Linked DNA regions of Homo sapiens: region 2 is linked to region 1. The links are chromatin loops, found by intact Hi-C in ENCODE. Cell type or tissue: PC-3. All regions are shown on one strand. Links, peaks and the distances in the headings refer to the core of each region. The heading gives the core; the rest is flanking DNA. Region 1 overlaps LOC105375199 (a long non-coding RNA gene). Region 2 overlaps SKAP2 (src kinase associated phosphoprotein 2).

Region 1 (11,652 bases), core at 2,260-10,259:
GAGGGTGAGCTTAATTCAGCTGGGGGGTGGGGGCTGTGGTAACAAAGTAGAAAACTTCACAGAAGAAATAACATTTAAACCAGCTCTTACAGAATGTGGAAGAATTAGAGAAACAGAAAGAAGCTTCTAGTCCACCCAGATGTAGAACCAAACTGCCCCTGAGCCCACCGTGAGAAGGAGAGGAAAATTACCAGCATGCATTCGGTTTGATATCAGGAACCGGAAACACACATTCAAGCTTGTGGAGGAGAGTGACAGAATGTTCTGCGGGTCTCGAAACTTCCAAGGCCGGTAGGGATCAGAAACTCTTAAATTCTTGAAATTTAGTATCCATCATAAAATATGTGGAATTGTTAATGAATTATAACAATTATACTTCTTTCTCTGATAGAATGTGTAATTTACTAATCAAATATAATATTAACTTTTAGCATGCCCATGAGTTTTAATAAATAATCCCCAATATAGTGATTTTATTTTTATTTACTTATCTATTTTATAAAAACAGGGTCTCCTTCTGTCACCCAGGCTGGAGTGCTGTGGTGCAATCATAGCCTTGAACTGCTGGGCTCAAGTGACCTTCCCACCTCTGCCTCCCAAGTAGCTAGTATAGGCATGTGCCACCACACTTGGCTAATGTTTAAAAATTGTTTCTAGACATGGGGTCTCACTGTGTGCCCAGGATGGTCTCAAATTCCTGGCCTCAAGCGATCCTCCCTCCTCAGCCTCCAAAAACACTGGGTTTACAGGAGTGAGCCACCGTGCCCAGCCAACATAGTGATTTTAATAAGATAAGTATTTTATTTGACTTAAACAGTAAATGTTTTGGTCCAGAGTCCTGATAAACTGATTAGTATTTCTGAAAGATGCATGCTGCCCATCTTCATTAAATGTGATAGCATGAAGACAGAATTTTATTTAAGCCAAATGAATTGCTGTTTTGTTTTGTTTTGTGTTGTTTTTGAGACATAGTCTCATTCCATCACCCAGGACTACAACCTCCACCTCTTGGGTTCAAGTGACTCTGATGCCTCAGCCTCCCCAATAACTGGGCTTACAAGCGCACACCACTATGCCCGGATAATTTTTGTATTTTTAGTAGAGATGAGACTTTACCATGTTGGCCAGGCTGGTCTTGAACTCCTGGGCTCATGTGATCTGCCCGCCTCAGCCTCCCAAAGTGCTGAGATTAGAGGCATGAGCCACTGCACCTGGCCATTTGAATTGATTTTTTTAAATTCAAAAATATCTAATCTGTTAGCTCAAAATTTATTTTAATAACCCCAAAATCTATGTCCAGTTTCTCCAAGATGAAGGCAATAACAAAAGGAACCCACACTGTCAAATTATGGCTATCTGCACTCAGAAAAGAGAAATATTTTTAGTTGCCAACTGAAGACATTGCATGGAGCAAAAATTATAGGTCAAAAGAGAGAAGAGCAAATTAAATAATAAGATGCATTTGTTTGAACTTCATCCTCATTCCTTTTTTAAAACCTACTTATCAGAGAAAGGTAGGGTTTAGATTTATTTCCTAACTACTACATTAATAGATACCCTAACACTTTCCTGATCAGTTTTATGAATTGATTAATAAGGCAATCATGGTTTGGGAAAGCTTTTATATGCCACCTGATATTGATGCCATCTATAAAAAGACAACCAACCGAGCACCTGATATCCAGTAAAGGCAGGTTCAAAAATTGCAGTCTTAGAAAGATAATGGAGTGACCATGACCTCAAGTACTTTGAGCCAAATAGCAACTGTCAACTCCTGATAGCAGTATTTGACCTCAGAGGCACGTGACAGCAACCAACCTGAAACAGCCATTTTCTCAAATTCTGTTAAGGATAATAAACCATGATAGGGGAAATCACCTGCCCTAGTAAGGAAACCTCTTGTAATCAATGACCTAGAAACGGGCACCATGATTTGAGCAGAAAGCAGGTGGAGGAACTGCGGGAATGTGCTGCTTTATATTGAGGGTCCACTAGATTTTGGCACGGTTGTTTTTGTTGTAGTTATTTTGCTTTGTTTTGATCATTTTTAGTTCATCTCCTGAAAAATCTCAACATACATAAAAGTAGACAGAACAGCATGATAAGCCACCATCTACCGACCAGGCAGCTCCAACAATTACCAAGGCAGTGGTGCCACTCTCGTTCCCTCTATACTCAGACATCATATCATCTCATCCGTAAATTTGAAATAAATATTTAAGTGCATATTTCTAAAATATTTACATACACATTTCTAAAAATAAAGACCTTTTAAAAACCAATCCAAAACCATTATCACTACTAAAAAAAATTGACCAGGTGTGGTGGCTCATGCCTGTAATCCCCGCACTTTGGGAGGCCATGGCAAGCAGATTGCCTGAGAAAAGACCATCCTGGGCAACAGAGTGAGGTCCTGTCTCAAAAAGAAAAAAAAAAACAAAAAAGACGACTAAAAATTAACCATAAGTCTTTAATTGTATCAAGTGTCCAGTCAATGTTTACTTTTCCCAGTTGTCTCCTAAATGGACCTGTCCACATGTGGCAGTTGGCTGCCATCCCATTGACATTATTTTAATCTGAGGTTCCCTCCCCACACACTTTTTCTGGCTATTCCCTTACTGAAGACATTGAGTCATTTGTTCTAGGGGTTCCCACGTTCTGGGCTGTGCCGCCTGTGCCCTATTGTTTTCTGAGAAGTGGTAGTTACACGGAGGCTTGAATAGATATGGGCTTGATGTTTTGACAGGACAGCTTTACTGGAGGGGTCATGTTCCTCCACCAGAAGTGCCATGTCTCCTTTCATGATGTTATTGGCCATTATGATCAATGGGCTCTGATAATATAATATAAGCTGTTAGAAGAAAACCATTGAACCAAAACATTCAGAAGGTTTTGTTTAAAAAAAAAACACACTAAAATCCTTTTTCTCTGTGGTAGGCACTGTGTTTTCCTGCACATAGCACCTCATTTAATCATTCTAACACCCTCATGAGGTGCTGATGGGAGCAGATTTGAACCCAGCCAGTGAGCCTCCAAAGCTCATTCTCTTAGCTACCACAGAAGCAGATCGCCTTGAGAGTCTTATCTTATGGGCCGGCTGCAAAGGAGAAGCCCCTTTTGACTTAGGTAGCATGAATAACTGAAAGAGGTAGAAGTGAAGCAGTAACCAAAAAAATGGTTGAATCTTAAAACACAAGGTATACATTCCTATAAGACTGATCAAAACACCAAGTGGGCCAGACACGGTGGCTCATGCTTGTAATCCCAGCACTTTGGGAGGCCGAGGCAGGTGGATCACCTGTGGTCAGGAGTTGGAGACCAGCTTGGCCAACACAGCTTAACCCCGTCTCCACTAAAAATACAAAAATTAGCTGGGTGTGGTGGCAGGTGCCTGTAGTCCCAGCTACTTAGGAGGCTGAGGCAGAAGAATTGCTTGAACCTGGAAGGCAAAGGTTGCAGTGAGCCAAGATAATACCACTCCAGCCTGGGCAACAGAGAGAGATTCCGTTTCAAAAAGTGACTGTTTATTAACTGGCGAACGCAATCATCTGAAGGGCGTGTCATCTGACAGAGGAGGCAAGTTGGACTGCAGTCACAGTGTCATCTTGGTACAGGCATGGAAACAGAGGCTGAGGAGGTCCCAGACAACCTTCATCAAATAGGGCTGAAATAGCACTCCGAATGTCACCAAAGTGAGTAGAAGCCATGATGCTCTGTTTAAAGTTTGCTCTGCCCTTTGCTCAAATCAACTTAGAGTTATGTTACCCACTCTTGGTGGGAAGGGTTGCCAAAATTAGAGTCATTTCATTAATCTCCCAGGCCAGGGAGAGGTGGTTATATATCACTCCAGGTTACGTTGGCAGCAGGATAATCATTGCATTTCCGTAGTGCATAAAGCAGTATTTCTTTCCATTCATTTGCTATCAGAGTCTCTATAAAAACACCTTAGAACTAAAATATGTTTCTCGGTCCTTTAGATTTTAACAAGACTTCCTTCAAGACGAATATTTTTGAAAAATTCCAAAGTATGAAAAGTATGGAAGCTTCATTTCAAAGGACATCTCTAAACAAATTTTTTAAATTAATATTTTTACAAAATGATTGTCTCATTCCTAACAGGGGAAGGCACCTTGTGATTAAAAGGAAGAAGAAGAGAGGGAAAGGGAGAAGGAAAGATGGAACACAGGAAGAAGAAAGGAAGGAAGGGAAGGAAGGAGGAAGGGAGGGAAGGAGGGAGAGAGGGAAAAAATGGCTTAAAATATTTAGAATGTATTTAGAATATTTTTATTACAGTATTTAGGGAATTTAAATGTGTCAAAAACAAAATAAAACTGAGAGAAACCAAAATTAAGTATGTAGGTAGAAAGTGATGTTTTGTCACTAAATGTATTTTTGAAAATAAAATCGGGGGCCGGGCACGATGGCTCAGTGCTGTAATCCCAGCCCTTTGAGAGGCCGAGGCAGGCAGATCACTGGAGCCCAAGAGTTTGAGACCAGCCTGGACAACAGGGTAAAACCTCGTCTCTACAAAAAATACAAAGAAAATTAGCCGGGCGTAGTGGTGCATGCCTGTAATCCCAGCTACTTGGGAGGCTGTGGCATGAGGATTGCTTGAGCCTGGGAGGCAGAGGTTGCAGTGAACTGAGATAGCACCACTGCATTCCAGCCTGGGTGACAGAGTGAGACTCTGTCTCAGAAAAGGAAAGAAAAGAGCCAAGCAAATTTAAAATTTCTTCTTCCTAGATCTTTCTCTCTCAGTTCACTGTAAATCACTGTGTATTTGTTTAGGATTCTAAATAGACCATAGGTAATTTATAAGTTCTCATGGAATCTTCTGAACTTTTTTAATGGTGTTTACCAACAAGAAACTGTGTCATATAGTAGAGATTTCTGTAAGCTGTCCTCTGAAACAGTATTCCTTCCCAATTACTTTTTAAAACAATGTGAAATCCATTATGTTTGATACAAAAAAAAAATTCTAAAAAATTGAGTGAGGTATTAAAAAAAAAAAAAAGATCTATGGCCAGGAGCAGTGGCTCACACCTATAGTTCTAACACCAGGAGGCTGAGGTGGGAGGATCCATCGTGATCAGGAGTTCAAGACCAGCCTGGGCAACATAGGCAGACCCTCCCCACCTCCCCCACATCTCAACTAAAAAAAAAAGTAGCCGGGCATGGTGGCACACACACCTGCAGTCCTAGTTACTTGGGAGGCTATGGTGGGAGGCTTGCTGGAGCCAGGGAGTTCCAGGCTGCAGTGATCTGTGATCTCACCATTGCACTCCAGCCAGGGCAACAGAGCAAGATCCTGTCTCAAAAAAAAAATTAAAATTTTCTTAAAAACTAGCAACAAGATCTAGAAGTGAATGTACTGTAAAATAAAAATCAGAGTAAGGGAATAAAGTCAAGAGACTTGCGCTATCATCATTTTACAGCTGTTACTGGCAGGAATAAATTGTTTACATTGCCCAGTTCCACATCTTTGATTCTTCCAGCTCACATAACTCATTATTTTACAAGGTGTTTCTGTAACAACTCACTAAACAGTAGTCCTTGCAAACAGTTCTGCTGCTCTGTAATCCAAGATTTTGGATAACATAATTTTAACATAAACATAATTTCAATAAAACTAAAGAGCTCTTTACTGTGCACTGAACAAACTACTCAGGCAGTAGAGGTCTCGCCAACAATGCAACAGACAAAGCAAAGCCGGGATGGCTCAGGCAGGGGGCGCGCGGATCACTCACTGCAGACAAAGGGAGAAGGACCCGACGCGCCCACACCGCCCGCGCATGCCCTGTGCCCGCGGGATCAGGTGTAGCGGGGTAACAGTTGAAAGCGCACAGACAGCTGGAGTTAGCTGGAGTAGCCCTGCTACTCAAGCTGTGTGGTTTGGGGCAAGTTGAGTAATCCTTCTTAGCCTCGGTTTTCCCATCTGCCGCATGAAGAAAATGCCACCTTGCAGAGTTACTGTGAGGACTAAAGAGATAACCCACATACATCTTCTTAGTTCTGCTGTCGATGCTCAATAATAAATGGTATCTGTTATTACCATATGCCATCCCAGCTCCCATCATCATCCCCAATAGGCAAGGGACATCACCACAGTGACACAGCTGTGCTTAGACCAAGGATGCAGAGAATTAAATGGAAATAAATTGAAATAATACCCATCCCTCTTTAGATGCTCTTCTAGAATTTGGGCTGTCTGGAAGTGGGCTACTGTAAGTGGGTTATCCACTCATGTGCCTAATCCTGCCTGTGTATTCAAGGCTCCCTTCCTCTGTTCAGGCAAGAATAGAAATTGGAATCTGTGAGTAGTAAGTGAAGACGAGTCTAGAAAAAGCAGCATGGGGTGAATGGAGCCACCACACTGTTCAGTGGCAGAAAGTCTGAATAGACAGCTCCAAGCTCAGAACCATCCACAATTTCATTATTAGGCTTAACATTCTGTGTTAATCAATCCATCCTAAAACCCCCACCTCTGAGGCAGACACAGAGGCCAAATATAACACAACCCACATACCATCCAATTCAGGATGTTGTTCAAATATTGATGAGTTTCAAACCCTCTAACAATATAAAGTATTATAAGCCACATCTAAAAACCAAACTTGACCTTGGAGGGAGAAAACAGCCAAAGACAGATATGTATTATATAAATTTCCTTTCTGAAGCTACAGGGAAATGTCAAATCATCACAGTTTATTTATTTTACTTTTTTTCTTCCCCAAAAAAGGAAAAGGAAAATTCTGGAATTTAAAAAATCAAAGAGAATAAAAATACAACAGTACATTCTATTGTTCTCCAGGTCCAAAAGTACATGCATATACTTAGCTGGCGAAAGAAAGAAAGGAAGGAAGGAAGGAAAGGAGGGAAAGAAAAGAAAAGAAAAGAAAAGAGACTTTGACAAAGAAAGGCATTTCCCTGGGAATATTCTACCTCTGGGAGGACAGTGGTCAGGCATTTCTTCTATCTTGCTATTCCTTGAGCACAGTCCTGCCAAATATCCTCCTTTCACCATTTGCAGTTACCATGAGAAAACCACAGAGAAAGCTCTGGACAGCCATGGAGTCTTAGCTGGATCTACAATAAAAGGAGTCAGGTACCCTCCCACCTTCCCAGAAAGACTGTGCTGGGGCTCAGAAAACAACACCCCAAAATGAAGCCCTCAGCAGCAGCCTCAGAAGCAAATGATTTTCTCTGACCTTCTCTTGCCCTCCTGTCTCTCAGTCCCATTCTCCTCGGAGGCTAGCCATAGAAACCAGAAGCCTTTTCCAAAGCCAGCCATAAAACCTAAAAATATTAGTTTAACTTTCCCTCCACCCTATCTGTATAAAAACTGGCCATATGGGCTGGGCACGGTGGCTCATGCCTGTGATCCCAGCACTTTGGGAGGCCAAGGCGGGAGGATCACTTGAGGTCAGGAGTTCAAGACCAGCCTGGCCAACATGGTGAAACCCCATCTCTACTAAAAATACAAAAATTAGCCAGGCGTTGTGCCTCACGCCTGTAGTCCCAGCTACTGAAGAGGTTGAGGCAGAAGAATTGCTTCAACCCGGGAGGCGGAGGTTGCAGTGAGCTGAGATCGTACCACTGCACTCCAGGCCGGGCAATAGAGCAAGGCTCTGTTTCAAATAAATAAATAATAAAAATTAAAACTGGCCATAAATAAATAATCTGACCTACCCTGTTTGATAGTAGGTCATAAGACCCCCATTCCAGAGAGGGTCCTGCCCCACACCCAGAAGGAAGAAATGTGCGCTCAGAGAGGCCAGGGAGAATCTAGACAGGCAGCTCTTGCTGGGCTTCCCCACTCATTCTATTAGACTTAGATCTATGCTTTTCCTCCAATCATATTCCCATATGGCTGTCCATATTTTGTTGAACCTAAGCATAAAAATGGACAATTTCCCCTGTATCTTTGAGTCTTCATGCTGAAGGCTCCTGTGAATGCACGTTAAATAAGCGTATATGCCTTTTCTCCAATTAATCAACCTGCCTCATCTCAGTGATTTTCAGCAAACCTTTACAGGACCAAGAGCCTTGGCCCCCACAACTATGACATGGGATAAAAGTAAACTTCTACATGCAGATGAATTTGGTAGGCTCAGAAACATATACATAATTAACACAAGATTAAGTGTCCGTAATGGATATTTGGGGAGGGGGCAGAGGGAAAACAATCATAAGACACAGGAAAGCTCAGGGATATAAAACAGCTCAGGGAACACGTGCCCCTTTGAGAAGGCAACTTTCTGCTTCTCTGCTGTGTCCGGGAGTTCAGAGTCTCAACCACATACAGTTCTTAAGGACCACCTGATACAACTGAAAAGACCTTGGAGCTGATGCAACCTCTTCCCACGGGGTGCCTGCCACAGAGATGAGTGCCTGGAGTGGCTGTCACCTCCAGGGAACTCTGAGTGGGCCAAGGAAGGAAGTCATCCCCTCCTCCATTCAACTCATTAATCACAGCTGTTAGGTAAAGAGCCCCTAGGGGTTCCCACAGTATAGCAATAGCCTTTCCCTACCTACAGCCAAGCCTAGTCCAAAGGTCTTGGAGGCCCTGGGGCTCTTGGTCAGGGCCAGCCTCCCAGGCTCTGTTCAGTATGACTGTAAGAGTGATAAGAATCTCTCTGCGCAAAAGTTCCTTCTTCCACACCCCCCAAATGCACAACACCCATCTTCCCAGGCTAAATGCTCCAGAGTTCTATCTTTGAATTGCCCTGTCCAGAAACCTCCTTTAAAATGCAAATACACATAATAGAGATTTTGAAAAAGCACTTTAGCTTATACCAGTTCTCTAAGGAGATAGGAGGCTGGGGGAAGAGGCAGGAAGGAAAACTGCCTAGGAAGGGGCAGTCTAAGTAGGGGTCCAGGAGAGGCGCTGAGCAACCCAGGAGAGCAGGCTGACTCTGAGGTTGAAGGGGGGATTCAGTGGAAAGTGATTTCTTTAAAAAGGAACATCCAGCGTGAGACTTAGACCCTGGCTAACGTCCAGAAGGATCTAGAATAGGATGGGGAGTCCTCTTACAGTGATCATTTCATTCTCGCATAATTTGTCCTATTTTCAATGATCTAGATCAGGGCTTGGCAATCTATGGCCTGCAGCCAAGTCTGGTCCAGCATCTGTTTTGTACCTATAAGCTAAAAATGGTTTTTACCTTTTTAAATGATGGGAAATCAAAAGAAAAATAATATTTCATGACAAAAAAATTATGTGAAATTCACATCTTACTGCCCATAAGCAAAGTTTTATTGGAACAGAGTCATGCCCATTCTTTTACATGTTGTCTATAGTTGCCTTCTGCTGTAAGATATTTCCACAAAGCCTAAAATATTTACTGCCTGGCCCTTTACAGAAAAAGCATCTGAATCCATGATCTAGATATTGGTTAAGAAGATGTGCTTTGTGGCCAGTGTTCTGGGTGGAAGCTGTGCCACTTAACTCCTCAGGCAAGTCCCTTAATTTCTTCATCTGTAAAATGAGGACAAGTCCTTGTAGAATTAGGGTAAGAACTAAATAAGTGTTTGAATAAATAAATGTTCGGCACAGGGTCTGGTGCATAGTAAGTGTTCAATAAATATTAGCTGTTATTATGTTTTAATGTGATTAGACACTGACGCATAATCTTATTCTTCCACACTTCCCTGTCCCCCATTACAAGTTAGAATAATACATCTTGTTCCTGAATAAGACTGGAAAGTAATCCACTTTGGTATGGCCATGACTACCAAAAGATTTCAGAAAAATATTAAATAGCAAGAGTTGACAATCATTTTGCATCAAGCTCTAACCTCTAGAAGGTCTATTTCCCATGATTTAAGTAAAAGCAAGTACATTATCTTAAAACCACTTTAGCAGAAAAAGTTAATTAGGCAGAGAGTTGATGTGACTCACAATAATTCTGATAAAGTTACATAGGCTCAGGCAACAGGAGCTGAAATGAATCACGGCTTGTAGAGCTCCCTCACTGTGGTGAAAGCAACCAACTGGAAGTTAAGTACCTTGGGTAGAATCTTGTGCTTTGATTCAAGAATTTCCAGTTTTTTAAGCTGCTCATTAGTGTCATCTGAGGCGTCTTTGAGGGATCAAGTTACAGAATAATCACTGGAAGGAACAAAGATTAGAGTGCCTTAAGGGTAAAAAGAGAAAGGGAGGATGATGGAGGGGAAGAAATGAAGGGAAGGGTCAGCTCCTAGCACAGGCGGCGTGGTTATACTGCCCTCAACCAGATGCTGACCTGGCGCAGATCACCAAATGCTACAACATGTGAGAAACACAAGGTAATGATCCTTGTTTTCCAAGCTTCTAGGCTTTGGGTTAAAATAAGAAGGCAAGAAACAGAATTCTAAGTACCTGGGTCAGCCAACAAAATAATAATAGCTACCATCTCATGAATTCATACAATAAATGAGCCAGGCAGTCTGCTAAATAATTTGTGTGCATTACCCAATCCAGTTACATAGGGTTTCTTAGCTCCATTTTACAGATGGGAAATTGAGGATTAGGAAAATCAAATAACTTTCTACAACTTACACAGCTAGTGAGCATAAAAGCTGTAATTTTTTATTTATTTATTTTATTATTATTATTTTTGAGATGGAGTCTTGCTCTGTCGCCTAGCCTGGAGTGAAGTGGGGTGATCTCGGCTCACTGCAACATCTGCCTCCCGGGTTCCAGCGATTATCCTGCTTCAGCCTCCCGAGTAGCTGGGATTACAGGCCCCCGCCACCGCACCCGTCTAATTTTTATATTTTTAGCAAAGATGGGGTTTTGCCATGTTAGCCAAGCTGGTCTAGAACTCCTGACCTCAGGTGATCCGCCCACCTCGGCCTCCCAAAATGCTGGGCTGACAGGCATGAGCCACCACGCCCGGCTGCCAAAAGCTGGAATTTTTAAAATGTAAAGTTTTAAACTAGACAATACATGCACACATTACTAAACTCAAAAGGTCTCTAGTGAAAAATAAGCAAATCTCCTTTTCTCTCTCCATGGAGGAAGTCGCTACTACTAGTTTCTCTTGGATTCATCCAAAGAAATTCCATGCATTAACAAACATGTGTGTACATGTTCTTTCACTCACAAATGGTAGCAAAATACACTGTCCTGTAACTTGTTTCTCCCCCTCAAACTTTAGTAAGATTTTTAAGAGACCTTTCCGCGTCTGCATATGTAAAGCTGAAACTTGATTCCGACTACCCAGCACCAAAACTGTGCTGATAACCATTTTGCTATATCACCTCTGGGCACCCCCAACCTTTTTGCTACATCACCTCTGGACGCCTGTGGGGAGGTTAACAGAAGGCACTGGTGCTAAACTCAGGGTATGAGCTTCAAGGGGGAGTTCTCATTGAGCTGCTGCTCTTCTTAGGGCATGGAGGTAAACCCAAAGAGGGACGAGACCTAGTCCTTCCCCTCCATTCATTTGGAGTTAAGACGCGTAGGCCTAATTTCAGTCATGAAAGCAGAGAGTTGCACAGTACAGTGTCCATGGGGTTCAGGGAAAGAAATCTTGGAAGGTGAGAACTGTTCAGAAAGGAAGTTGGGAAGCCCGGGTGGAAAAGGAATGGCATGAGGAAAGGAAAGCCAGTAGCTGGGGGATGTGTTTGGAGGACCCATGAGGAAGATGTAGCCAGGTCAAGTGGAAC
Region 2 (11,652 bases), core at 398-8,397, 600 kb after region 1:
TTCCAGCATCTGAGTCATAGATAAATGTGCATATGTATATTGAGTTATATGTGGGGAGGGAATGTTAATACTAGTACAGACTTAATATTTGTATTGATTAGTATGCTATTGACCATCAGAAAGGAAAATTATGCAATTCTTTAATACAAATGTAGCATTACATTAGCGTGTATGTATTGATATGTAGTCTATCAATAGAGAGATTATAGGATAAAATCCATAGGCACTTTTTCAAACAGTGGGCAGTATCAGGATTAGGTTTATTGGAAGAACAAAGTGGAGGGGGAGAGGGGAGAAAAGACCACTCCTGCTATTGTTATTCTATTGAGGGCACAGCTCTGGCTTGTGAGGCAGTAAACTCAAGATTTTAAGTTTTAAACTTTTAAAGTTCATTGATAGTGTGAACTTAGTGGACGAAGCTGTATAAGGAACGAGGATACTCTGATGCCCAGAACCCAATGATGGCTATAATCTATGTAGGACATATTTATCAGAAGAAAATACTAACTTACTGAAAGTCATGATTAGCAACGATTATATCTTAATAGGTACCTAATAAAACTACCCTTTTCTATTTTTAAGGCAATGAATACAATTAAAGCCTAATGCTTAAAAAAACACACGTACTTAACGTTCCACAGACTACTGTAAGATTTCAAAGTGGATAATTAACAGGGTAGGTCTGAGTGTTAAAGCTCTTATTCAATGCCAATATAAGATTTTTGAAACTGATTATTTGGAATGAGAAAAGGAACTAGCCCCCTGCTCCCCAGTGACAGACATAGAAAACATTCAGTGAGAAGACATATTATTGGCATAAACTTGCTTCCAGAGAATGGCCCTCAATCTGGGGGTCAATGCTTAGATTCAAATTACAAGACAGAAAGTTATTACTTTATAATATTCTACTTTGGTCATAGTCTATGCTATCAACTAAAGGCATGTTATCATTTTCAAAAAGTTACTCACACCCAAATTTAAGAAATTAGTTCCCAAGAAATCACATCAACAAGGGCAGACTTCACAGTTGAGAGAATTCTGTGCTATGGTAGAACAGGAAGATTTATTAACTAGAAAGCATAGTGGTAAACAGCAGGGAGGAGCTTAATCAACTATAAACAAATCCCTTAAAAGTTATACTCTAGGGAGAAAAAAGGTTTAGACTAAAATAATCTTAAATGCTTCACTTAATTTAAAATAATTGAAAAACATAGGAAACATACACTTGATAAAAATACTCTAAAATATCAGATTTAAATCAGAAAAGGTAAAACTAAAAACCAGAATATTACCTTATATTTGTAAAGAATTGCAAATTATATTCCTGTTTGAAATTAATGCATTATGATCAAATATAGTGAGGTAAAAATACAGGAGGCAAATTTATGGATTTACACTGCAGCCATTAGAGTGTTGACAAGACTGCAAATACAGGAGCTTTTTACTTTTATCATTACTATTCTCTGTATGAGCCTCCTGAGCAACATGAATCCCAATTAAACCATTTGCAGCCTATAAATTGGAATGAAAATGCTTCTTGGAGTACAGTATTCTAAACTTTGGCCTGAACATTCAATATTGTACAAGGTTTCCTTCTGAAAAAGAAAATCTGCCTGTCTATGCCTTTCCTCTTTTCCACCCCCAAACAAATGTGATTATGAATGATATATTACTTACAGTGGAAAATAATGCAACTGATACAATGTTGTTTTGCAGTCCACAAACTAATTATAGTATTGTTCTATAAAGTCACAAGTGGATCATTTAAAAAACAAAAAGGAAAACTCTCAAACTTTATCTTCTTAGCAAACAAAAAATAGACAATCCATACCAGGCTGTTGTCTAAATCTTTGAAATGTTAGGAAGCATCATGTAATCTTTATGGAACACAAGGTTTCAGGTACAAGGAGGTCTGCCATCTGGTATCCTTCACCTATTCAGCTCTTAACATCAGCTGAAATGCTAACATAGGCAAGTGACTGTACTTCAGGAGGACTGATAAAATAATGAAGAGTCCTTTAATCTACAGGAAACCATTCTAGTCAATTTATAAGAAATATTGCATCCCTTTGTAGGACGTGTAATTATTTTCTATTAATCATGTGCTATAAAGCTACATTATGCGGTTATTCTGTTATCACTAGAAAGAGGCCTGCAGTCAGCTTCTGACAATGTTAGGTAATTACTAACACAAAGCTGCTTTCTCCTCCTGCAGTAATGCTATCAAGATCCAGAGGTGTAGTGATGCTTATTGTATAAAAATAGTACTCAAAAGAAATTCAATATCTGCAAAATGGATGGCTTCAAGGCAAAATGTAGTGTGGCAATCAAAGAAGCAAAAAAAAGCCAAACTTGCCCAGTAATCCGAGAAAATAATAGTAAGGCGGTAGTGAATGCTTGTGATCTAACTCCCATGTTTTCAATTTTCATACCATTATAGTCATTTTATTTGTTTTATTTTGTAGTTGAAATTTTAGTCCCCAATTAATATTTATTGAGCAGTAAGAGTGACTGGGTAAGAAGGCAGGAAAAAGGACTAGTTATGATAAAGTGAAACAGAGACTTTATCCAACATAATAGTAATATTTACTCATTAACTAAATCTTCTTTCTCTGCTGGAATATTATTTTACACTTAAATAAGGCCCCAACATTTACTTAAATCTTTTTCAGCACCATGACTGTCATTTATCGAGTATGTTAATCCGCTTTCTGCGAATGATATGGTAAAAGAATGCTGACTTAACAGAAACCTGAAACATTAAAAGATTTAATAATGTACTAACCCTTTCAGAAATTAGTTACCGATGTGTTTGAAAGCAACAGGTGTTTGCAATGTTAAAAAAAATTTGTGTCCTTTTCCAAACATATATCTGTGCTTCAAAACACACCAGCCTTTTGTGAAAATGAAAGTAATTTTATTCACAAAACATAAAATACAGCAAGTTTAAGAACCAATGGACTTGACTGTTGTTTTCCAAGTATTCTTCATTGTGATATCTTTATTCATAAACACTGTAATACTATGAAAACTAGATACCTATTTAAAGTGTATAAATACTTTCATCAAGGCTACCTCTTTAGTCTCTTTTTTATTAACTCCGATTAGAAACTTTGTAAGAATCCTCTCATTTCTCATACATTCATTGTTTCAAAAGGTTATCTTTATAAATGCACAACAGGAACTGTACAACCTCGGCGTTTTACTATTACTATCTATACATTAACTACTTGAATCTTAGATTCCTAACCTGTTAAATGAGGAAACTGACACAATCTCTAAGGACCTCCATGATGTTTGAGCACCACCATTCAGGAACCTGATTGAAGACACTAAGTTCTCTAGTGGTGTACGGAGATCAATCTCATTACTTTGCAATTTACTTTGCAGGTGTGACTTTGAGTTCCTCTAATTCAAAGAATTACTGTTTTTCCTCCTTGCATTGTATACTCCATTTTTAAAGCAAGAGAGACAAAAACAAGGAAGCTGACAGTAAGAATTCTCATAAGAAATTTTAGTTTATATCCCTGAGTCATGCTATAGTTAATTCCAATTTCTACAAAGTTGACAGTTACAATACCATAGAGTAAAACCTGACATTCAGACTGGTGATTCGCAGATAATGTTAGGCAAAGAAGATCATGTCATGCTCAGTAGAGAGTGACTTTGGTATTCAGTGTATGGTATTTTACCTACATGACTCTATTAACTGTTCTCAGGTTCACCCATTCCACTTTATTCTCACTGGCACCACTAATTCAGGCCTTCATCACCTTGCCCTGGATTACTGCATTATCAATGGTGCCTCTCTGTTCTTCCCGGGAACTCTTTTCATCAGTTTACCCTGCTGCTCAAAAACTTACACTAACTCTCCACTGCATTAACTGTAGACTTTAGCTTGTTCCCACCCTGCTGGCAACCTTTTCCTGTCACTGTTCTAGCTGGCACAATACAACCTGCCGCACTACACTCATTCTACCTCTGTATGTAGTGCTTCCTTCCCAGAGACATCTCCTCTCCCTCAGCCAAATCCTGTCCAATGACTAAGACCTGACTCAGCTGTCATGATTTTTTCTCTGAATTAGCTAATCCATATTTATATCTCTCATTTCAAGCTAAGCATTTATTCCTCAGTAGATTTTACGTACATTAGTTTTATTCCTTCAACTAAAATAAAGTACAAACTCATTAAGATCAGAGGAAGGACTTACACTTAATCTGTATGCCTCCCACTGCAGGAGATATAAAAGATGTTCCATAAGTAGGTACTAGATGATTAAATAGACTAAGTCTTCATTTTGGATGATGCACCAGTTGACTATCCTAAATATTTTCTTAAGAAATGTAATTTCCAATAGTAATGTATTTTCTTTTGTGTATATTAGGCATAGTTAAAGAATTGTAGTAGTGACGAAACAAGCATTTGTTCTGAAGCATTCACATGTAGCTGAGTGGGCGATCTGAAGGAGCATGCTGTTCCCACCTGTGGCAGGCTGTTGCCACCATGTTTTCAAATGTACTACATGGGATGTGCCTTGTCTAAAAAGCTTAAATCCCATGTGCAGAAAGAAGGTATTTGTCCACATTGGAACAGGGACCAACTAATTCCAGTTCTTGGAAAAAATGAATTCAGTTTAACTTACTTGTAAGCACTGAAAGAAGTTAAGACAGAATTTTGCAAAGGCAAAAAATAGTATGACAGGTAGAATGGAAAATCTCCTGGTTTTTTCAGCTCCTTATCTTTTTTGTTTATATTTATATTCTTCATTGAGACTCTACAATAGTGCACTTAGGTACTTAATATATATCAATAAGTCTAATTATTATACATTTGGACCCTCACAGAATTCCCTTTATAAAATCTTTTATTATATTTACTATGAAAAGTTTTTGTTGAGGCCAATACCTGCCACTTATGCACTTATTTATGTAAAGTTGTTGAGGCCAGATATTCAGGGCAGAGTCTAGAAATTCATGTAAGAATATTTAAGTAGCCAGTGCTGGGAAAAGCCAAGATCCTTCCTTTATGATTAAAAGAAATTACTAGCTCCCATCTCTCCCTTTTTTGGTTTGGCTGCCAAGAAGTTCAGGGCCAAGGTGGAAGTACAACCTCAGAAACACCATTGTCTTTGGAGGTCTCTGTAGGAGTGGTCCATTTTTCCTTTGGGCTTTTATTTCTTTTTCCCTTATTATGTTGAGCCTCGATTTCTTTACCTATAAAGTGAAGGGCTAGCACTAAGGTCCCCCTCACTCTATGATCCTATCATTCTAAGTTCTTTTAAGAAGTCAGGATTATTTCCTGTTGTTAACTGTATTTTGGTAAAAGCATAGTAAACATCTATCTGCCATACTGTTAACATATTGGGATACAAAAATATTTAAGACACAGTGTCTACCTCAAGAAGTTCAAAGTTTAGACAGAAAGCCAGAGAAACAGGTAATCATTATATTGAATGTTAGGTAAGAGAGGGAAAAAGTTTGTAAAAAGAGAAGCAACTAATCCTACAGCAGGATCTGAGAGACTTTACATAGAAAGTGACAGCTGGGCTGAGACTCCAGAAGGAATAATGAAAGGAGCAATACATGGCAGGCGTGAAGGCCTGCAGAGATAAAAGAATGTGCTGTGTTCAGTGAAGAGTAAGTAGTTGAGAGTGTGGTTAACACACAAGGTACAGGCGAAGATAAGGGAAAAGTGGTGTAAGCTGCTGTAGAAAAACTAGCTTGGAAACATCAGGTTGATTTGGTTTCTCACAGGGTTTCTCTGGCTGCCTACCATTCTCCAAGGTAAGGAAAGAGAAGTGATGGCTCATGCCTGTAATCCCAGCACTTTGGGAGGCCGAGGCGGGAGGATCACCTGAAGTCAGGAGTTCAAGACCAGCCTGGCCAACATGGTGAAACCCTATGTCTACTAAAAATACAAAAAATTAGCCGGGCATGGTGGCAGGAGCCTGTAATCCCAGCTACTTGGGAGGCTGAGGCAGGAGAAATGCTTGAACCCGGGAGGCAGAGGTTGCAGTGAGCTGAAATTGCATCACTGCACCCCAGCCTGGGTGACAGAGCAAGACTCTGTCTCAATAAAAAAAAAAAAAAAAAAAAAGAAGTGATCCTGAATGACTGATGTCTATTGGCTCTATGCTCCCCTTTCATCAATATAGCCATCCACCCCTTTCCATAGCACAGCCGTTCTTCTAGGTTTTATATGTAATAGACACAGAAAATAAGCATTCATATTTGTTAAATGAATAAACTCCATTTATACATAAAGTTCCAGTTCAAGTTCCATTTCCTATGAATCTTTCATTACTTACTTACTCCAGTATTTACTGACTTCCCTTTCTTCTGGGATTCTCCAGGACTACAACACTGATACCCTACATTGTGTTTTATTGCTATTATCTATTTTATGCATTGGTCTTCTCTTCGACTTAATTGCAGTCTCCTTGAATAACAGTTTGTGGCTTTTCTGGATCCTGCTCAAAATAGTACTTTGCATGAGTGTTCACCAAATATTTGTTGATTAGAAAATGAAATAATTTTGACCATCTATACAAGATTTAATTATGTAAAAGATACTGTCAATAACATGGTTCGCTGTTGTTTAGAACTGGGATGTGATAATTACAATTAACCTCTGATATAGAAGAAAAGTTAAAGTCCTAATCAAGTCCCACTTAACCGTAGCAAAGTAGAAAGAGAAAAGGCTTTAGGGTCAGACCTGTATTGATACCTGGAGAAGGCACTTAATAGCTGCGTATCCTCAGATAATTTCCATAATAACCTTACTGCACATCAGTTTCCTAATCTGTAAAATTATAACATCATCTACTTCACAGGGTTATTATATTAATTATATGTGTGAAAGCATATTAAGTACCTAGAACAGGACATTGTAAATGCTCAATAAACACTTTTTCATTCCCTCCCCCACTCCCTGCCCACTAATTGGTATAGCAAAGTATTATGGCAACAACAAAAAAACAGAGTACTTTGGGACGCACTATAAGGCAATCTGATTATTATGAGCAGGTCTCCACCCTGCTCTTCCAAAGAGAATCTTATCTTCTCCCAAAGAGAACAAGTATTTGAGGAATATAACATTTTATTACAATTTTAACTGGTTGTTCTTTTTTTTTTTTTTTTTGAGATGGAGTCATGCTCTGTCACCAGGCTGGAGTGCAGTGGTACAATCTCAGCTCACTGCAACCTCTACTTCCCGGGTTCAAGTGATTCTCCTGCCTCAGCTTCCCAAGTAGCTGGGACTACAGGTGCGCACCACCACGCCCAGGTAATTTTTCTATTTTTAGTAGAGACGGGGTTTCACCATGTTGGCCAGGTTGGTCTCGAACTCCTGACTTCAAGTGATCCTCCTGCCTCGGCCTCCCAAAGTGCTGGGATTACAGGAGTGAGCCACAATACCTGGCATGCTGGTTGTTCCTTGATAGCTGAATACTCAATGAACATCTGTCACTTATCTATAATTTACTAAATATCGACTCTAAAACTTTTCTTAATCAGTAGTCTATCTCTAGTCTCTATGCCTAATGATTTCCCTGGAATATCTAGCTCCATGTTCTAAAGGGATGAGGAAGAAGACATCTCAAAAGAGTGAAAGTATGCTATACACACTGAGGGAGTTCCTCATTTTCAAGGCTGAAATCATGAATTGTTCAACTGAGAATTAAAAAAAATATCAACGTAGTGCTTTTCTTTAAGGTTTTGTTTTGCTGCTGCCAAACTCTTAGTTATTCATGCTGAAGTAAATCACATAGGCCTTACAGGTGGGCTCCTTTCCAAAGCAGCCCCCTCCACTGCCACCTCTGCTCACCTTGCCTCTCTGACACTGCCTTCTGGCTTTTCCTCTACCTGTCAGGCCATTGCAAGGGCTGCAGCTGCCAGCCTGCCTCCTATAAGCACCTTTTGCTTTCATCTGCCAACATTTTTCTGGAATGTTTCCTCCAATTTATGTAAGAGAAAGTAGGGAAGTACTTAAGCATATTGTTCACAAACAGATAACAAGAGGAGTCCTATGAGTAGAACTAGAACATTTTCTGACATGGTGTTGTGTCCATAAACTGCTTTTCACTCCTAGGAGGAGATGGGTACTAAATAGGAGGTTGGCCTGGTTAATGCTTCCAGTGTACTCTAGACCATACATCCATACTGACAGCATACAAACTAAATGTCATCGGAGCAAACAAATGCAAGCACAAATACAAACACTTCTTCTTATCAAAAGGCTATAAAATATAACATTTTGGAGCTAGCTTAGTGTCAACAATGCATGTCCCACATTCAGATATCCTAGTTACTCTGCAGCAGTTGGCCACGCTATTTGTGGCATACTGGGTCATACGGTTACAAATGAAAAACTAAGACAGCTAAAAAGTAACTTATTTCCCTCTGCCAATAAAGCTCAACAAGACTTTCATTTCATTTATTAACATAGGTTTGAAGCCAAAAAAAGCCATAGTAACTTAACCTTTACATTCTTACAATGAGAAGCAAATGGTCAATGACAGTCACAATTCACCAATCACTGGAAAAAGTCAACCAAACAGATATAAAGGGAGGTACTGCTTGAAACTCCAACCAATATACACCAAAAAGTACCCTTTTATTTTATATTGGTGACCACAGTCTTAACCTACATTTCCTGTGTTTGACTTAATAAAAAGTTTCTCAAAGGCTGCAAAGCTAGTCGCATATGCCCTAGACTAGATAAAATATTCCAGAATTCTTAACTCTCATTTTTCTTTTAATATCAAAGTACTGTGCCTCTTTTCTGAAGTATAGCTTGTCTGTTATTAAATCTCTAAAAATAGTTTATTGCTTTAAAAGTAAGTATAGCAATGTGGTTTGCAAATTAATGATGAGTACAGATTGAAAGATAAACTAATAGAGGATAGAAATCCAGAAGAGCAAGATAGAATAACATAACCAAAAAGGCATTTGGGACCTCAGAATATACCTATTGCTATATAATCTGGATCCTGCTATTAAAATGATAAAATTTCAAAAACATGGTTCTAGGAAAATACTGTTAGCTATAATATTATGTTCCTGTTTTATTTAGTGGTAATAAAAATGAAATGAAAACTAACAAAAATATTTAGCATTATTTTAAACAACCCAATTTCTTAAGGAAATACAGGTTTTCTATCTCAAATATGATTTTCCCCCATCAAATGAATCTGAAACCAATTGTTAATTCACTAACAATACAACTGTCATTAAAATCACAAATTCTGCTTTCATCAGTCATTATAAATTTGATCCATTTTTTAAGAGAAAAAAGAGATTTCCAAATCTCCACTGAACTACTGAAGCTTTTAATTTTAACACATAAAAAAACAGCAGCAACCCTATGTGAATAGAAGTATAAAGCAAAAAGTACTGGCTTGCCTTTTAAGGCAGGCGGTGTTTAGATTTATTATTAGTGAGGTTCAAAGGTGAAACCTAAGGAAATGCTGGACACTTTGAAGGAGGGGCTATCTCAGCCAGGGGTCACATGATAGCTGCTAATTGGAAAATGTTAAAAAGGGAAGGAGGAAGGGCACAGTATCTGCCTACTCTTCTTTCTTTATTGCAACATTTGATTTGCACCAGAAGAAAAAAAAAAATAAAGGCTTAGATTTGTATAACTTTCAAAAGAGGCCTAAAATAAATAAATCACCCCCAGGTTGACTGAGCACAGCTAACATTCCATCAAGGCTTTCTTGCAAAACAGAAAATAATATATTGAATTTTTAAATAAAACTATATTTCTGTAGTGATTTTTAAATGAAAACAACCTAATCCCCAAGCTAGTTAAATGTTTTTCTGCCATTACATTTACAAAATTAAAACACTTGCCGGGTGCAGTGGCTCATGCCTCTAATCCCAGCACTTTGGGAGGCCGAGGCGGGCAGATCACCTGAGGTCAGGAGTTCGAGACCAGCCTGACCAGAGAACAGTGAAACCCCATCTCTACTAAAAATGCAAAAATTAGCTGGGTGTGGTGGCACACTCTCAGCTACTTGGGAGGCTGAGGCAGGAGAATCGCTTAAACCTGGGAGGCAGCGGTTGCGGTGAGCCGAGATCGTGCCATTGCACTCCAGCCTGGGCAACAGAGTGAGACTCCATCTCAAAACAAACAAACAAACAAAAAACAAAATTAAAACACTCTTCATTATAATGCATGGGATTTTATTTCTTGTTTTGCCTAAATGTTTATTTATATTGAAAGTATGCATCTTTTCTTAAACTATTTTATGTTGCCTTTTTAAAGAATATTTTCAGAACTGACACACTTTTAGAAGGTAAATCAAACAGTGATAATTTGGTATTTCAAATTATAAATGAGTCCATTACTAAAAGAAAGCTGCATATCTTTAAAATCTTTTAAATGGTCTTATTTATTATTAACAGACAAGTCATGGCATTAATTTCTTTACAAAGTACACATTTCCTGTATCTCTACAAATACTATTTTAGAATCCTTAAAATGTATTCTTCCTTATATATACAATTTCTATATTTAATTCAGAATGATGAACAAAGTTTTTCATGATTAATGCTAATATTTTATTGACATGGAATAGGAAAGTAATAACCCATAGCTGGATTTAAAGTTGAATTTATGACACCATTTTGATTGTGTACAACAGCTGCAATTACCTGCACCACTCATTCTGAGCCACTAGATGGCGTAAAAAAAAACAGAAAGGTAAAATTTCATCCCATCACCACAAAATCTTAATATAACTCTGAGAAACTCAATTAAACACACTGCGAGGCACCTAAAAATGCTAGTGGTTTCTATACTAATTGTACTTAATTTGTAATAATATCAAGCATTCAAAATTGCAGTTATTCACATATTAAATGAATTTATGGTATTAACTTACAGTCTGAGTTTGCCAAAGTTTCAATAAAACTGGAAGGCCAAGTCAATAAAGACTACTAGAAAGTCTCAAGAGATTCCTAGCTGAATTTGTCTGAAGGAAGGTAAGGAAGTAAGTCTTCAAAGACAAACATATACTCAACCCAAAGCAACCTGTCTACTCGCAGCCAAGACACCCATCAATAGCCCAGAATATGTCCAAATCTCATCAAGGAAAGCTAAATGTCTTCTCCTTTTTATCCTCACCAAGATTTACCAGGTTGATTCCACTAGGTCCACAGCTGAGTAACGATGAACACTGAACCTTATTCAGCCAAAGGTAATAACATGCTGGCGAACAGGGTCTTCTTTCTTGGCTCTTTTTTCAAACTCCAAAATGAACCCCAGGTAAATTACACATCTCTAGAAGGCCCTTAATAAATATGATCATGATGGTGAAACTTCAAGCCTTGCAAAACACTGGCAGAGGAAGTACTTTCGATCAGCTCTCTCCCAAATAATAGCATTTAAAAATGTTAGATGGAAGTATGTGCTTCCCATGGGCTGGAACACCTTTAACCTTTGTTCTCTAATCAGGCTTCACAAATAAAATTAGTCTCCACAAAACAGGAACTGCCTCCTTCGGAATCCTAAAAGTATGATACACACCTATGATTATACTTTTAATTTCATGTTAACTGAAAATTATTTCCTGAGGCAACAGTAGAAACAAGAGATGCCTATGGTGGCTTGTTTCACAGCCAGTTCTGGAAGCCGGTGCTCTACCCAGG

Evidence for each region. A loop is a pair of places that touch in the nucleus more often than their neighbours do. Peaks named below come from ENCODE experiments on the same cell type or tissue, not always from the same donor. Only the 100,000 strongest peaks of a DNase experiment are listed, where the experiment ranks them.
Region 2: it touches region 1 in a loop (5-fold over the local background); 22 of 110 quality-filtered maps call a loop at or near these places.

What each region holds. Positions count from the first base shown.
Region 1 is chr7:26,073,349-26,085,000 of GRCh38, forward strand. All of the region lies in intron 1 of LOC105375199 (a long non-coding RNA gene), which reads right to left. Among named protein-coding and RNA genes, the nearest start is that of NFE2L3, 73 kb to the right of the region's middle. RefSeq lists an enhancer at 5,799-5,868. In PC-3, for the core only: a CTCF peak has its summit at 5,694; DNase peaks (open chromatin) are centred at 5,733 and 10,013; H3K4me3 peaks cover 1,027 bases; H3K27ac peaks cover 1,073 bases.
Region 2 is chr7:26,671,319-26,682,970 of GRCh38, forward strand. The region is part of intron 11 of SKAP2 (src kinase associated phosphoprotein 2); the gene reads right to left. Among named protein-coding and RNA genes, the nearest start is that of LINC02860, 39 kb to the left of the region's middle. In PC-3, for the core only: no CTCF peak of the experiment used is centred there; a DNase peak (open chromatin) is centred at 4,013; H3K27ac peaks cover 412 bases.